Linked DNA regions of Mus musculus: region 1 is linked to region 2. Evidence: chromatin loops called from intact Hi-C (ENCODE). Cell type or tissue: heart. All regions are shown on one strand. Links, peaks and the distances in the headings refer to the core of each region. The heading gives the core; the rest is flanking DNA.

Region 1 (2,817 bases), core at 154-2,653, 1.2 Mb before region 2:
TCCCCAGGGACACCCAGGTCTCGGCACAGGGCAGGACAGCCCATCCAAATGCTTCCTGCTTCAGACAACTATCAGAGAGCTCAGCTGTTGGAGGTTTGTGATTTAGCAAAGCAGAGTGTCCTTGCCTACACACATCTCCAAAGACGGGATACACCTAAATGTCTCTCTTCTTCTAAGAGTGAATGAAGAGAGACAGAACCTTATCTCTTCAGACCTGTACCAGAGCCAGGTCAAAGTTTATGATAACCCCCTTGTATCTCCCAAAACCAGTCTATGCTAGCAGGAGGATTCAAGAGTGTACAGACATCTGAGAAGCAGAGTCTGACTTAGTGGCACAAACTCATAATCCCAGTTACACAGTAGTAGGATGCTTGCCTAGTAAGCATAAGGTCCTACATTTGCCCTCTTGTACCATACTCCCCCTGCCATCTACTTTTTGGCATGTGTCAATTTTCACTTAAAACTGTATCATCTACAGAGCAAAGGAATTCAAGGCTTGGTCTTGGCCTCCTGATACATTGTAGCCAGAATTACCTGGAAGTCAACCTCCTGATACACTGTAGCCAGAGTTACCTGGAAGTCAACCTCCTGATACATTGTAGCCAGAGTTACCTGGAAGTCAACCTCCTGATACATTGTAGCCAGAGTTACCTGGAAGTCAACCTCCTGATACATTGTAGCCAGAGTTACCTGGAAGTCAACCTCCTGATACATTGTAGCCAGAGTTACCTGGAAGTCAACCTCCTGATACATTGTAGCCAGAGTTACCTGGAAGTCCATCCACATTGCAGCTACTTGGGAGGCACTTATGATTGCCACCGTCATAATTTTACCATGTGAATTATTTTTTATCAGTATAATTTGATAGGACTGGTCTGTCCCTTTATCAGTTTGAGCCTGTCCTAATAGGAAAACACTGGCAGCATCAGTCATAAGGCAGACATTGATGGATTCAAATCCAGTTCAATTGTTGGTCCTTTCCCATCTCCAATTCTGGTTCTAAAAAGGGAAGAGTAACACACATTAAAATATGATGTGAATGTTTAGTCCCCAAAGATTTCAAATTCGAACTGCTTTATAAACTTAAATAACCATTTTTTCCCACTTGAAATTGTCTATGGGGCTTCTTTCCATTATGCGTGTTTACCAGGAGTTACCTTTTATTCACAGGTAGTATTCTATTTGAATGGTCACAATTTACCTGACCAGTGGCTGCCAGGTCTCTGAATTCTTTACTGTATCAGTGACAATGAACAGAGCCGCTGCAAGTATTTATGTATAGGTTTTGTGCGGTCATACATTTTCACTACTATTGATGATAAACCTGGCAGCAGAACAGCTGTGTAGCACAGCAAGTGCGCATGTCACTTATAAAGTGCAAAGCAGTTTTTAAAACTGACCCGACTGATTAGTTGCCTCCCCTCCAGCAGTGTGGTGGAGTTTCACAGGCCATTCGAAATGGTTTCCAACGGGATTAAGAAGAAAGGGACAAGGTGTTTGTTACAGGAAAAATAGATGTGGGGCTTAGTTACTCGTGTGGTCTGTAGCTACGGCCGATGGTCAGTGTGCTCTCACACAGCCTCTGAATGACCTTCGTCATCACTGTGTGCTGAAAATGTTATCACTAAGAGCTGATAGAAGATTCAGGACTGAATCTTCTTAATTTTTGCTGTCTCAGCTCCCAGCACCATCTAGTCTACCATGGCTCTCAATGTGCATTAATGGGCTCAACAGCAGGCATCACTAGTGGATGAGGATGGGTGGGTTCAACAGCAGGCATCACTAGTGGATGAGGATGGGTGGGCTCAACAGCAGGCATCACTAGTGGATGAGGATGGGTGGGTTCAACAGCAGGCATCACTAGTGGATGAGGATGGGTGGGCTCAACAGCAGGCATCACTAGTAGATGAGGATGGGTGGGCTCAACAGCAGGCATCACTAGTGGATGAGGATGGGGAGAACAAACAGCAGGCATCATTAATGGATGAGGTGCCACTGGAGAGTTACTTTGCTTCTTGTTTTCTACGTATTACCAGTGGTAATACATATTACCCAATAACATAGTAATTAAGGCAAATAATAAAATAATGGTTGTTGGAAGGTTGGTGAGATGGCTCAGCAGATACAAATGGTTGCCAGGCAAGCCTGATGATCTGAGTTCACTCTCTGGGACCCACATAAAGGGGCCAAGGAGAAAATTGCATCCAGTAGTTGTTTTCTGACATCCACTGGGCTCTCCTGTAGATAGACGCCTCCATTTAGCTGGCAATGGCACGTTCTTCCTCCCTCTCTCCCCTCTTCTCCTCTCCCCTCCCCTCCTCCTTCCCTTTCTGCCTTCCTTCCTTCCTTCCTTCCTTCCTTCCTTTCTTCCTCCCATCCCCATTTCCACCCTGAGGACAAATTCAGGTCCTCTTGAGTTTGAACCAGGACAGATTGATTGGCTCTAGCTCAAGTATTTTGTGGCTATGAGTGGGATGTTTCTATGGATTCTGTCTGTGCCCAGGAACAGTTCCTTCTCTTCAGGTGTGTACTTTGTTCTTCTTTGAAATGCATTTCTGGGTGCTGCTGCTATCCTTCAAATATCCTCATCTGCAAACCCAGACTGGATCAGGCCAGAGAGTTTATTTATGGTCATTTAAAGTGGAAGCAAATCTCATCGGCCATTCTACACATGATCACAACACAGAACTGTAGAAACAAGTACAGACTGCCCTAGGGAGGGGCGCTGTGGAGCTGGGGTGGTTCACAACCCAAGAAGAGACCACAGGATTGCAGGGGAAGAAGGCAGCATTCTAGGGGTGTCTGGGGCTGTAATGG
Region 2 (2,817 bases), core at 194-2,693:
AAGTGGAAATGAGAAAGAGCTCTGTGCCCCTTTCTCAAAAAAGTTGAGCAAGCCAGACTGGCGAGGTGGCTCAGCGGGTTAAGGCACTTGCCACCAAGTCTGACAGACTCAGTTCCCACAGAATTGACTCCTACAAGTAAGTTGTTCTCTAGTTTTGATGTCCACATGTGCACCATGATATGTACACAAGCACACATGTATGCACACACATACACACTCACACATACACTAAAAGTAGTTAATAAAAAATTAAGTCAAACAAATGTCCCCATCCTTTTTCCATCTGTATGTACCCCTCACTAGTTGGAAGAAAAGGAAATTAGTTGTTTCTCAGCAGGTACTGAGTTAATCCAACATCTCCTATAAACATCTTGCTCTGGATGTTGTGGGATGAGCAAGAACAAGGGAGTTGGGGCAGAAAAAAAGGAACAGTTGTGCCTGCTCACAGACCCCTCTCAGAGAGGAAAATAAGGATGCCCAGAGAAGAACATTTACTAACTGAACCCAGATTCCTAGTCATGCAACAATGGTCTCCACGTCACGTTTATAATAATTGGTAAATCTTCATTGCAAATGTATTTGTAGTTTTGAGTAATTTTGTTTGTGCTGAGGATTTTTGTCAATGAAATATTGTGGTTTAAAGGACAATAAAGGCATCTTGACAATGCCTTTATTGGTTGCTGGCTTATTGTTCATCCATGTAAGATTTGCTTTGTGTAAGGAAAAAAACAACTATTCATGTTCTCTAAGCCATCCTTAGTGAAAAGGCTGCCTGCCTTCATCACTTTGTTAGGATACTTGACAATAATTCACAGATATTTGAGGGCAATACGCAAGCTTCCAAATACTGCCCAGAATAGTGATAAATACCATAGTTTTCCAAAGCAGTATACTGGAGCACTGTCCCCTCAGGCAGAGTCTGTGCTACTCGCTGTGGGTTGCTCTGCTTCTTAACTGCAGCCTGCTCAGAATTATTAAATTTTTTTCTTCTTCCCTCAAGGTAGGGCATGAGCTTCCTTTGTGAACAATGGGCATCAAACTGCCATTTAAAAAAAATTAAATGTGTGGTAAGTACAGTCCTTAATGTTTCTCCAGAGCATTGAGTCACGTTATAGAATTATAAAATACTACCAGAAAAGGGCACTCCACATAGCAAAACAGACATTTTATAAAGTTCAATTTGGCAATTCCAAACCACATTTAATTTTCTCTGAAAAATCCCCACATGACAGGAAGATATTGGTCTTTGTGGCTTTCATATCTCTTCCAGGGAACTACCAAATGACAATCGTTTGGAATTAGCATTTTTCCCATAGACAGACACTAAATTACTTATATCAATAAAGTCACATACGCAATTTCATTAAAATAAAAACCTAAAATAAAGTTTCCTGTATTGCTATGCTGGGATTCATGCAAATCAGAAATCCACAGCATACTTCAGTATGAATCTCTTGTAGTACTCCATCTTCACAGATAGGTGGGGCCAGCAATTTCTGTTTTAATTATAATATTTTAGCATATTAAAATCTGTATCTAGATGAAGCAGATACTTCAAAGCTTCAAAACTGATGAAACTGCACAGCTCTCTTTTAAGGGATAATATACGACTAAAACACCCCCTGCTGATTTCACAGGCTTTTGCAGGGAGTTATGCATAATTTTCTGAAATTCAAAGGCTTAAGATCAGATATTTATGATGATAAAAACTAGATCTCAAGAATTATTAAAACCTTGGAAGACTTTCCTAAGATGGATTTTTTTATTTCATTCAATAATTATTTAATACAAGGTTAATAAAAAAACACAGTAGAATCAAAAGATGTGAATTTTTGACTCAGCTCTAGCACTTACCAGCAAGGGAAAGTGACTGGATGCCTTTGTGAAACTTCAATAAAGAATTTAAATGAGAACTAAATGAAATGGCCCGGGACATAGCTTTGTAAATGGGACACAATATAACAGACAAAGATCAGTAAAGATGGCACGATGAAGTCCTAGTTAGACCCAGGTATGACTTCTTAGAAATCTAACATGCTGCTTATCATCACTGGAATACTTTGGTTGATATCACTGCTTTTAAAAGTTCATGTGACTACATCCTGGGTCACCTGAACATCTTTCTTGAGATTGACATACAGTGTGTGCAGTTTTGGCAATCTTAGTGCCAAATGATTTGACTTCAGTTGTTTCCCAAGCTAATAAAAAAGCAGAAACAGACACACTCGATATGTTCTCCCTTGTGATAGATTTTTAGCAGATTTGTTTGAAACCAGAGAATTCTACTATATGTGATACACTACAACACGAATGAGTTGAACTAGAAATGAATCCAGACAACAGAAAGAGTAGTGATTTTTATGGCATCTTTATTATAAAATAATAAAGCCATGTGTGTTGGTTTGGTGGGTTTGCATATTTTTATTGTGTGATTTTAGTAGTCATATGAAAACTGTAGATCTAAGTCTACACCTAATTTCATATTTCTATACATTTAAATAACACAAAATGAACATGTTAATTAACTTAAAATAATTTCAGTTGATACAGTATTTGAGAAGCTTGGCTACTGAACTTGGAACTTGAAACGTGAAGAACTCGGGGTATCTTCTCTAGATGCATTGCTGGTGACCCTGGGTAGGTTGAATGACTGTACTTGCTGGTATTTCTTCCCTGCAGTATAGGAATAATAACATTTCCAAAGGAACACAAAGGTAAAAAAACAAACAAAACAAAACCTACCAACCATCCAAACAAAGCCCAATTGCCTGAATAGACACCTTCTAGGTATAGTGTTTTATGGAGAATATTATCTCT

What was found. A loop is a pair of places that touch in the nucleus more often than their neighbours do. Peaks named below come from ENCODE experiments on the same cell type or tissue, not always from the same donor. Only the 100,000 strongest peaks of a DNase experiment are listed, where the experiment ranks them.
Region 1: it touches region 2 in a loop (3-fold over the local background); 2 of 42 quality-filtered maps call a loop at or near these places.

What each region holds. Positions count from the first base shown.
Region 1 is chr17:4,793,625-4,796,441 of GRCm38, reverse strand. Gm34371 (predicted gene, 34371) reads right to left here and starts at 1,732. Exons shown (of 3, transcript NR_168645.1): 1 at 1,401-1,732; 2 at 769-999. In heart, for the core only: no CTCF peak of the experiment used is centred there; no DNase peak of the experiment used is centred there.
Region 2 is chr17:3,559,399-3,562,215 of GRCm38, reverse strand. It overlaps 1700102H20Rik (RIKEN cDNA 1700102H20 gene), which reads right to left. Exons shown (of 2, transcript NR_045303.1): 2 at 2,353-2,673. Among named protein-coding and RNA genes, the nearest start is that of Gm34155, 1.7 kb to the left of the region's middle. In heart, for the core only: a CTCF peak has its summit at 1,474; no DNase peak of the experiment used is centred there.